Linked DNA regions of Mus musculus: all the other regions are linked to region 3. The links are chromatin contacts, found by Hi-C or POLR2A ChIA-PET in ENCODE. All regions are on one chromosome and are shown on one strand. The core of a region is the stretch at or near the end of the contact, and the rest is flanking DNA. Distances in the headings are between cores, read along the strand shown.

The links. A loop is a pair of places that touch in the nucleus more often than their neighbours do. ChIA-PET counts read pairs that join two places held with the same protein, here RNA polymerase II (POLR2A).
Region 1: POLR2A ChIA-PET joins it to region 3 with 12 read pairs in embryonic stem cell. The contact joins the enhancer-like site here to the promoter of Zc3h11a in region 3. POLR2A ChIA-PET finds 5 or more read pairs at or near these places in 4 of 5 experiments (Patski and embryonic stem cell).
Region 2: a map of left cerebral cortex shows a loop between it and region 3 (3-fold over the local background). The contact joins the enhancer-like site here to the promoter of Zc3h11a in region 3. A Hi-C loop is called at or near these places in 1 of 37 maps with a recorded cell type or tissue (left cerebral cortex). POLR2A ChIA-PET finds 5 or more read pairs at or near these places in 1 of 5 experiments (embryonic stem cell).
Region 4: POLR2A ChIA-PET joins it to region 3 with 18 read pairs in embryonic stem cell. The contact joins the promoter of Btg2 here to the promoter of Zc3h11a in region 3. POLR2A ChIA-PET finds 5 or more read pairs at or near these places in 4 of 5 experiments (Patski and embryonic stem cell).

The regions. Positions count from the first base shown.
Region 1 is chr1:134,097,999-134,100,698 of GRCm38, forward strand. No RefSeq gene overlaps it. Among named protein-coding and RNA genes, the nearest start is that of Gm32039, 4.2 kb to the left of the region's middle. Within about 2 kb of position 1,357, at least 3 of the 3 ENCODE cell types and tissues checked have a DNase peak (open chromatin) inside an H3K27ac peak, as active enhancers do.
Region 2 is chr1:134,044,739-134,047,438 of GRCm38, forward strand. It overlaps Fmod (fibromodulin), which reads left to right. Exons shown (of 3, transcript NM_021355.4): 3 at 1,736-2,700. The coding sequence ends at 1,887. Among named protein-coding and RNA genes, the nearest start is that of Fmod, 8.8 kb to the left of the region's middle. Within about 2 kb of position 1,358, at least 1 of the 3 ENCODE cell types and tissues checked has a DNase peak (open chromatin) inside an H3K27ac peak, as active enhancers do.
Region 3 is chr1:133,660,121-133,662,820 of GRCm38, forward strand. Zc3h11a (zinc finger CCCH type containing 11A) reads right to left here and starts at 1,279. Exons shown (of 18, transcript NM_001276767.1): 1 at 1,117-1,279. It overlaps Zbed6 (zinc finger, BED type containing 6), which reads right to left and starts at 765. Exons shown (of 1, transcript NM_001166552.1): 1 at 1-765.
Region 4 is chr1:134,077,764-134,080,463 of GRCm38, forward strand. It overlaps Btg2 (BTG anti-proliferation factor 2), which reads right to left and starts at 1,392. Exons shown (of 2, transcript NM_007570.2): 1 at 1,149-1,392. The coding sequence starts at 1,290.

The DNA of each region.
Region 1 (2,700 bases), core at 107-2,606, 440 kb after region 3:
GTAGAGAGGACCCGCAGGCCAACAACTGATAAAAATCAAGATCTCGGGGGAGGAGGGCAGGTTTTGAAGTTTGTGTTTGTTTATTTGTGACTCAGGCTAGCCTAGGCTGGTCAGGAATTCACACTTAACCCAGTAACTCCTTGTGGGTTTGAACCTTGCGCAGTACTTCTACCTCCGCTTCCTGAACGCGGAGGCTGCAGGCTCCAAACACCACAAGCTGCTCCCACTGTCCTTCCTTCCTTGAGGCAGTCAGACCATGCTGCCCAGACTGGCCTTGAACTCTCAATCCTCCTGCCTCAGCTTTCAAGTGCTGCCACACACCAGGTTATATGAACCTTTTGAGTACCCAAGAAGCAGCTTTTGAATTTCAGCTCAGAGTGCCATGCTATAGGGCTAGGTCAGGCTTTCCTTTCTGACAGAGAGGCTGTATACTTTCCAGCCGGAATATAAGGGAGCAGATGCCCGAGACTGCTGTCGCTTGAGGTCTAGGTCCTGCTGGCCCTTTCTGAACCCTCCTGGCTCCTCCTCCCAGCCACTGGAGAACTGCCACATTGAGAGGCAGAACCTGGGAGGCGTCGGAGCCCATTCATTTTTAATAGTCCAGCTGCCATGGTCTCCCAGAAGTTCCGCTGCACACAAGCACTCTCAGTTGCCAGGCCTGGGTCTTGTCAATGTTTAATGGAAGCAAGGATCTTATCTGGAGTTCCAAGTCGTTTAGATTACTCCTGTGTAAGGACCTGTAGTGTGGGATGGTGAAGACAGATGGAAGACTCCTCAGAGTGACCCTGCTGCTCCCCGGGGCAGGAAGGGGTTCTTAGAGTTAAAAACAGTGTGTGGGTGGCCCAGGAAACAACGCAAACGGGACAGAAAGCCCTATCTCACTTTGGTCAGGGTCTGACCACACTGTCAACAGCTCTGCCTTGGAGTCGATTCCAGGTGCCCAGTGCACACCCTGCCAGGGGCCTCCTGGGAAATCCAAGACACAAGGTAATGGATGAAGTCTGGAGGGACTTAAAAATAGATGTCCATTGAGCCTGTTCTGGTGTCCCTCAGCAACCAAATCTGCCTGTATTTGGGAGAAGAGACACCATCTGGCTTGCCTCTAGTATCAAAGTGTTGCATGGAATGACTACAAGTCCACACTAACCTGCCAGACTGAGCTGGGCCGCTCTGTGCTCCCGGTCCTGACTCCAGAGCAACTAGGGGAGGGACTAGTGCAGCTCCCCAAGGCCCCGAGGAATGCCTTACGCAGAGAGTCAAGTTCTATTTGGGGAATGGAACATCACGGTTCTAAACACAAGCCGGATGTTATTTACAAAACTTGTCTAATGGCCCAGCCTCCATACCGGTAGCTCATTGGCTGCTCGTCTAATGGCTCAGCCTCCATACTGGCAGCTCATTGGCTTCCAGCTCAGGTTTCTCTAGCGGCTTTCTCCGGACTTTCTCCCGTCCTACCAGTTTCCTCCGCTTACAGATCAACATTCCAGCCGAAGTGTCTCACTGACCACTGACTGTCACTCACCGATGAGACCTGTGGAGGGAAGCTGGCAGGAGCAGTTCCTAACTGGGAGACTGAGGCTTGGGAAGGGGAGACCGGCAGGAAAGAAAGTCAGAATGATATCACCCTGCCCTGCTGTCTGCCATTCTTATGAGGGTTAAAATGAAAGACGGCCGAGGGCCTCTCCCAGTTCACCCGTGAAGCTCGAGTCTAAGTGATGGGTCAGGTGATTTAAGCTTTTTCACTCCAATTCAGACGGTGGAGAAGTCTGGCTGAATGGATCAAAACTGGCCAGCACACTGGACAGACCATTCCTAACACCTGGCCTTTTGCTATGTTGTGTTTGGGGAGGTTGGACTAGAGACTGGAAAATCCCAACAGACATTCCTAAGTCCCGGGAAAGTCTGACGCTGAGGTGTCAGGACTGTGGGCACATGCTCTTCTTGAATATCCCTGGGTCTCTTAGGCCACTCTGTCCCCTTTGCTCATCATCTTGTCTCATGCCTGTTCACCCAACACCTGCTCCATCACCACCTCTCCCACACAGCGCAGGCCCGTGGGCTGCATGTGGTATGTATAATAGTAGTCCTTGCCCCAGTGACCCGTGAATATTCAGTGAGCTAACTCATGTGGAATGCTTGGACCAGCATGGAGTAAAACCTCAATAAATATTAACTGCTACAAATGCCTGTTGCTGTATGGTTTCTCATCCTCCATCCAGGGTAAAGGAACTTTAAAGGAACCCTGTCACGCGAGCCCTTCTAGGCCCTAGCATGATCCCAGACCTGAACACGGACAGCTGTGCCCCGTGGGTTTTCTCTAAAGGTCACAAAGACTCATCGAGAAATGTCCAGGCTTAGGCGCTGACCTAGGAAACTAAAGACGAGGCTTTATTCCATCAGCAAACAGGTGGGCTTCCTGAGAACGCAAGGACACCTGTGAACGGCTCATGAGCAACACAGTGGCCTGGCTAGCCACCAAATACTACCATGATGGTGCTGACCACTGGGTCCTTAGGATCTAGAGCAGAGGAGGTTTGGCAGGGCAGCTCAGGTAAACCTCCTGGTGAGAGAGAGCTGCAGAGTCGTGGCTACTTTAAATTGGGGGGGGGGGCATTGCTGGATGAAGAGAGAGCCTCACCTAGGCTCCACACATTCTGTGAGTGAGTAGCTCAGCACTCAGGCCCGTGGCAGAGGGTGTAG
Region 2 (2,700 bases), core at 108-2,607, 380 kb after region 3:
CTTATCTAAACCAGTTCACAGAAAATGACAATAAGAGTGGTCTTCTAGGGAGCCAAGTAGAAGGAAGGCAGCCCTGATGGCTTCCGGTGTGAACTTCTGTTGTCGCTTTTGGAGTTTGAACTGGGATTTTGAATGTCTTCTTTTCCTTTCAAGTTACTGAGGGTAGACGGTGGTGTCATCCAAGAGGACAACAGAGACAGCTGTGCGAAGCCTTGTGTTGAGATGACCCAAAACTAGAACATCTATTTCATGGCTTAGGGGAACTCCTCTACAAAAGAGTCCCCAGAGACTTCTGAGAGTAAAAAAGAGACCACAGCCTAGGGGGATGGCTCTGTCCCTGTCTCCACCTACCCCCAAGTTTAAAGTTCAAATCCTCAGAACCTACGGGGTCTTGTGGGAAGGATACCCAAGGGCACTCAGGGCCCTTGAAGGGCCCGTGGAAGTGGGGAGTTAGGGGACAGGCTGCAGAAGCTGGAACATTCCCCTGGTGGTGGTGACAGCTTGCCTGTAGTTCTAACCTCGGAAGACAGATGATTCCTAAGGCAAGATAGCTACTTACCGAGAGTAGAGATTCCAGCAAGCTCTGGGTTTGACTGAATGTCCTTAGCTCAGTGAGGGAAAGCATTGATGAGGAACCCTGACGTAGCCTTAGGCCTCACATGCATACATGCCCACATACACAGGTGTTGCAGAACATACAAACATGCTATATACATGTGCACACCACATACACATGAAAACTGAAAAGGAAAAAAAACTAAATAAAAGAGGCAGACTACAAGGTGTGGTGGTACATGCTGGCTGTGATAGCCCACACTCAGGAGGTCACACAGGAGGATCTGGAGTCTAAGGCTGTACTTAGCTACATAGTAAGTTTAAGAGCAGTCTGAACTATATGAGACCCTGTCTCCCGAAGTAAAAAAGGCCTATGTGATCGTACAAGGAGGCAGGGGGATTATTTGATTTTGTTTGGTTTAGGATTTTTTTTTTTGAGATAGGGTCTCTCTGTGTAACGCTGGCTGTCCTGGAACTCACTGTGTAGTTCAGATTGCCCTCGAACTCACAGAGATCTGCTTGCCTCTGCCTGCCTAGTGAGGCTAAAGGGCTTCTGCCAGCATGCCTGGCTATTTATTTGACTTTGGCATTTCTAGCCTGCTCTCCCCTTCCAGTCCCCTGAAGGCTCTGGCACCCAGACACTCAGCTCTAAGGCCAGGATTTCTCTCTTTCACGTCCTACTACTTTCCGTACCTGCAAAATGACAGGAAATGTTCAAAAATAGTGTACCCTATTCCTGGAGTGGCCTTCTTGCAGTGTGCCGCCATCAGCAAAGCGGTCCTTCCAGGAGCAGCCAAACCTTTAGAGAAGCTGTGAGCTCCACCTACCCTCTGCTTCCCCCTGCTGCCCACAGGGGGAAAAAACAAGGCCCGGTGGGAAGGACATCCGGGACATTTGGGGAGCAAAGCAGGGGGTGGGAATTAGGGGGGTAAGAGGTTGAGCTGGGGAGGCTCACACCTCCCCAGCGTGCTCTGTTCCCAGCATGGTCCCCAACGGTGCCAATCCGTCTGACTCCAATACTTTAGCACCACCCCCCCCCCCCCGTTCAACTCTTCCACTCCACCCCCACCCCAGTCTTTATTCTTTATTTCAGCGGATTCAAAGGGGCCCTCTGTGCCCATTTTGTATCTGTTTCCTAAGCTGAGCTTCTCCCACCCGCCCTCCCTTTTTGTCCCGCCAGAGTTCTCCATCAGCAGCTTCTGCACGGTGGTGGACGTCATGAACTTCTCCAAGCTGCAGGTGCTACGCCTGGATGGGAACGAGATCAAGCGCAGCGCAATGCCGGTGGACGCCCCACTCTGCCTGCGCCTCGCCAACCTCATCGAGATCTGAGGGGCCTCGCCTTGGGCTCCTGGCTCCGGGCTCCGAGTACCGTGCACCGTGCACCGGGCTCGGGGTACATGCCCTGCCACCCCGCTGCATGTTTGGCTTTTGCTGGATGGTCTGGGACACGCATGTGACAGAAGTCCACAGGATCTTATTCAATCTCCTTCCAACAGGCAGAGTTAGGTGGGATCAGGGGCCAGGCCAGTTTCTGCAGGGGGATGAATTTGGTGGTAAAAGAAATATAGCTATAGAGTCTAGCCCCAAAATCTTCTTGCTTGGACAGTAGCATATAACCAGTTCCAATTTGACCTTTTTTGAGCTGTGCTCAACAGCATGGCCAGCTGCTTCTGCAGTTGCTCTGGGCTCCTGCTCTTTGCTCCTCAAAACATCACAACACACCTCTTGCCCAGTCACCTCCTCCCAGCCCCAGCTCACCCTCTCTGCCCTCTTTCACTGGGGCCTCTTCTAATGTCTTAGGCAGTCAGGAGACACCCACACCCTAAGGGCACACTCTTATCTGAGGCTAAACGGATGGCTAAAATCACACACTTACCCCCACCTCACCTGTTTAAAGTCACCATATTGAACACCATAATGATGAGCTGTTAACATAGGGGATAACCGACTCTATAATGGAGGATCTATCAGAGGAGGGAAGTGTCCAGTGGTCATTATCAGTATCCATAGTAAGATGGGGAAGAGACACACCTCAGGATAGCAGAACTGAAGGGGCAGCCCCCTTTCCAGTTTCATCTGACACAACATGATCTGCACCCCTTCTTGGGCTTTTAGTATCGAAGGGGCAAGCGTGGTTTTCAA
Region 3 (2,700 bases), core at 29-2,528:
TGCCAATACAACCTAAAAAGTCAATTCCGGCCAGCTAAATCAGATTCCACATACTAGGCATTAGCAGTAAGCGCTAGCTGTGCCCTTTCTGTTCTGATATTTTGAAAACTATAGGTGGCTGAAGAAAAATTAACTGGAAATAAAATTTCAAAACAAGGTAACAAGCTATATTCTTCATTTACGGTTTCTATCAAGAGTTCATATTTTTAGACTGAAGCAACATTACATACAACCTGTAAATAACTCATAAATTGACATTCTATGAGCAGCCAAACTAAAATAAGCTTTAAACCACTTCCATTCCTTTTCCGTGGGCCCCCTCCCCTCCCCTCAATACCAACACGTTTACCCTACGAAAGCATGGCTACCACTAGCTGCACAGCCGCCTTCTCTGGGTTCAGAACCAAAGCCTGGTAGATGTCAACAAAACGAGCCTTCCCCATGGGGATCCGCACCGATTATGGGCGTCTAAGGGGTGTTCTTCGTACGATCTCACCAATCCTACAAGAACGAAGAGTCCCTGTAGCTCTTGACTTCGAGGATGAAGGCTTGGGCGGGAGAGTAATCAGGGTAGGGAATGGGAATAGGATACCAGAATTCGACTCTGTATGTGGAATATTAGAAAACCTCCAAAGTAGTGGGACCCTAGAGAGGAAGGCGAGGAGGTAAAGTCGGGTCCAGGCACTTGATCTGATCTCGGGAGGGAGGGCCAGCTAACTAAAGAAACTGATTCCCGGAAGAGAGCAACCTAGTGTCAGTTCCCCCTCCGGGGGTCCGAAACAGTCGCTTTTCCGGGGCTACCCGGGAATCCCGGTTCGGGAACACCGGATGTGGGGGGAGGGGGAAGAGGTTGGTAAGTAAGGGAGCAGGCGCCGTGGGGGTGGGGCGGAGCGGGTGGGGGCAGGGAGGGTGGGAAAGTGAGCTGAAGTCTGCCTAGGAGCCCAGCAGGCCGGGGCCGCCGGCGGGAGTCCGGGTAGCTGCCGTGCTGATGGGCCCGGTTCAGACTTCCCGGGCTAGGCCGAAAGTCGGGCGAGGGGAGGCCGCTGCCACTCCCCTCGCCCTCTTCTCCCTCCCAGGCCCCAAGTCACCCGGGAATCAAAAAATGGGTCTAGTTACCAGAGAACAGAAACTTTACCGAACCGATGACAATGTCTCCGACTCCCGCGTGCTGCCACGTCTTTCTCTTTTCTTAGCTGCGGTCGCCCGCCGTCCTCACAGCAGCCGAACAAGCAGAAACCCAGGACTGCCAGCGTCAAAGATGGCGCCCGGCTACAGGCTCGCCTTTAAGGCTGGGCCAGTGAAAGTGCCAGCACGACGCAAAGCGCAGGCATTCTGGGAGTTGTAGTTTCCTCTATGAGGCCAGCCTTAAAATGGCTTCTTGGGTCATAGGGTCACGTGTCACGGAGGCACGGGGACCGGAATTTCTTTCTGTGGACCCGGATGCCTATCAGAAAATTATTCTTCACGAAAGTTTTGTTTTGTTGTAAAATCAAGGAGAGAAGCAAGAAACCTGTCTACCAGATACCAAACATTCAATTTATGTTAACCAGAGTGTGTATAATGAGCCTTCCAAACCTGATAGACATTTAATTAAAAATTAGCTCCGAACTAACTGACCTGTTGTGGCAGCACTTAAGAAGCAGAGGCAAGCAAGTCTCTGTGAGTTTGAGAACACCCAGATCTATATAGTGAGTTCCAAAACAGCCAGGACTATTTAGAGAGTCCTGTATCACAAAACAAAACAAAAACAAAAACAAAAACAAAAACAAAAACTACTTTTCTCTTGCAAAGTTGAAGGACTTCCATAGCAGAAGTTCTGCTCTGGATGCTTTCCTTTACTTAATCACATTTATCTGTTTGTTTGTTTTGGCTTTTGAGACAGATATACTATGAACTCCTAACCTGGAACTTGCTCTGTAGACCAGGCTAGCCTCCAATCTTTAGCAATTCTTCCTCTCCTTGAGTGCTAGTGCCACAGGCATCTGCTACCATGCCTGGCTAGTTTTGTCTGTCTTTCTTTCTTTCTTTCTTTCTTCCTTTCTTTCTTTCTTTCTTTCTTTCTTTCTTTCTTTCTTTCTCTCCTTCCTTCCTTCTTTCTTTCTCTCCTTCCTTCTTTCTTTCTTTTTTTCTTTCTTTCTTTTTTAAGGTTTATTTATTTTATATGAGTACACTGAAGCTGTCTTCAGACACACCAGAAGAGGGCATCAGATCCTATTACAGATGGTTGTGAGCCACCATGTGGTTGCTGGGAATTGAACTCAGGACCTCTGGAAGAGCAGTCAGTGCTCTTAACCACTGAGCCTTCTCTCCAGCCCATTTGTTTGTTTTCTTAAAACAACGTGTGTTAGAAAAATAATCCATGTTTGATAAGAAAGTTACAAGATCGTGCAGTATGTAAAGCACTTTCCATGTATGCCTCAATTCCATCCCCAAAACCCATAAAGTTGTCCTCTGACATTTAAAAGTATACTGTGACAGGAACACCCATCAGACAACAATCTTTTTTTTGTTTTGTTTTTGTTTTTGTTTTCTTCAAGACAGGGTTTCTCTGTGTGGCCCTGGCTGTCCTGGAAGTCACTTTGTAGACCAGGTTGGCCTTGAATTCAGAAATCTGCCTGCCTCTGCCTCCTGAATGCTGGGATTAAAGGCGTGTGCCATCACTGCCCGGCGACAACAATCACTTTTAAAAAATGAAAATAA
Region 4 (2,700 bases), core at 142-2,641, 420 kb after region 3:
AGGGGAGGATGAGGGGAGAGGGCTGGGGAGGAGACTTCCTCTTCTCAGCGACAGTATTTAAGAGCCTCTCCTTAAACTCCCCCTGCCACTTAGAAAGATTCCTGGGTCCTTTCCAAGTTTTTGTACACTGGAAAGCAGCCCCAGAGCTTTCAGGTAGATGCTCTATGGTGGTCATGGATATTTTTGGCACAATCCTGTTTAAGGCAGGAAGGGCTAGCAAGAACCGGCAGGGCCTCTGACGACCAAGGCACTGAAATTTCAAAGCCGGTAGGTAAGCGGCCAATGTTGTTGGTTGCCCAACAAGTCACAAGGCCTCTCATCCCTTCCGCATCAGAAGAGTTTTGAGATCTTTAGCAAAGGTAAGGGGATAAAAAATGGTTTTGTTTTGATGAAACAGCTGTTGGTCCTCAGATCTGTGCCAACATGTTGAGAGATGGCTATCGCAGCCCAAGGCAACCAACCAGTTATAACAGCTGCGGACAGAGGCTAAAGGGTGGCTTATCACTCCTCCACCTCCGTCCCTCACACCCTGCCTCCATAACACACACACCCCCTCCCCGCCCTCGCAGTTGGCTAGGCTACCAGGCTCTTTTCTGTACTACAATAGGTGGCAGATGGTGAAGAGGGACCAAAAAAGAAAAAATACAAAGGGGGCCCAGATTACAACTTGCAGCGGGTAAACACGCGGCAGAATGGGCCTGTATGATGACAGGCTCAGGACTATACAGCAACAGTGGCTAGGACTCAAGAGTTGTCTAGAAAGTTCAATTGCGCATAAAAGTCGCACAGCTTGGCCTGGCTTCACATCCCCTGAGGGTCTGTTGTTCTCCAAGATTCGGAGATAAGGGTGAGCTCGGACTCTGAATACACACACACACTGACTTTTCTCATGGTGTTGTCAGGGTCTCAGAATGTACTCAAGGAAGAGGGTCGGAGCCTCGGGAGCGAGGCGGGGACTGGAGGGCTGGGAGACGGGGACTTAACCGAAGGGACAGAGGACCATCAGTGGCCTCAGAGATTAATTAGAGAAAGACATCTGAGACCCGGAGTTGTTCGCGTAGGGGTCCCCGTCACAGAACAGTGATAAAGACACCCCAGGCAAGAAGTGGCCGCGCCCGAGTGGTTCCAAGACCCCGACGTGTGCTCACCGGTCAGTGCGTCCTGGAGCGCCCTACTGAAAACCTTGAGTCTCTGCTCGCTCACGCAGCCCCGAGTCCTCAGGAGACTGGAGAGGAAACCCACGGCGGCGGCGATCTCCGGGAGCATGTCGGTTCTCTTCCCGTGGCTCATACCGGTGGCTGAGGAAGTAGCTGTATTAGAACGATGATGACGGTCTGGCCACCTCTCGGGCTCTGCCCGGACTTTCCCCGGGCTGCGCCTTTCATACCACTCGGGGAGGCGGGGAGCCGTCGGTGGCGCCCATTGGCCGACGCTGGCGGATGGGGGCGTGCCCCTCCGGTGTCTCGCCTCTCCCCTCCGCCTGCGCCCGCCCCTCTCCGCCCCGCCCGCCAGCTCGCCCGCGCCTCCCAGGCGCTGAGGTCATCGCTCACTGACGTCATTATTGGGAACAAGCACCGGACTCCCGTGCTGTGGGAGGCAGGCGGGAGAGGGCCTTGGACCTGGGCAGAGGAAGCGCGCTACACCGGGCATGCCCGGACGTCGTCTCTGCACAGCGCCAAAACCCAGGTTGCCTGCTGCCTCCTCCAGGATGCCCTCGCCGATGTTATTTCTCCCATGTCTCCTGACAGACACTGACAGAGCCGTTCACCCCCCTACCTGAACATCTCTGCCACTCATCCCCCCAGCTGATCAAAACGGGTTCCTCGTGTTTTCAGCAATGGGGATTGTATTCTTTTTGCTTCCATAATAATTCCACCTCCCCCAACAAATTCTGCTCTTCCTCTTCTGTAATTGCCTAAAAGTAATCAGCTCTCACTGTTTGGTGGGAGGAGTGTCGAGGAGAGTATTTTCTGTCCGTAGGGTTATTTTTCCAGCACTCACTTTCCTTTAAATGGCAGTGTCTGTGTGTGTGTGTGTGTGTGTGTGTGTGTGTGTGTGTGTGTGTGTGTGTGTGTGTGTGTTTAAGTAATCTGGTGTGAATTGTACAAAGTTTTCCATCAGTTCCCTGCCCCTCCCTCTTCCCTGATTGTTTTCCTTCCTTTTTGTGCACTGAGGCTTTTGTAAACACTAGCTCCCCAGAGGAAAGGCTTCAGGTCTGGCTTGTCTACACGCAGGGGCTCAGGGACTGGTGCCAGGAAGCTAGGCAGACTACTGAGTGGGGCAACTTGTCACCCACATCTCTGAGCCCTGCACAGGATGGGGCCTGAATTTAGCGCCATGGCTTGTGTAAAATCCTGTTTTCCCTGAGTTCTAAGCCAGGCTTCTCTCCCTGTATCCCTGGTCTGAGCCACCAGCTTCCCTACCTGGATCCTCTGTATCCACCCTACCCCATTTCCCTCTTCCCTTTTCTCTCCACTGTCTGTTTTGCTGCTTGTTTTTCTTCAGTGGACTTCCCATCAATACTTCTGTCCCTTTTCCCACATGCTCTATCCCTCCCTCTAAATGTCTAGTGCTCCCTCTAAAGCTACCTCCCTCCCTGTTCCCCCTTTCAGACAAAGCTACTGATCACTGTCCCTATAGCACCCAGACCCTCTTTTTGCTTCCTCAGACCTGGTCCCAAGACTGTTGGCTTCTTCATCC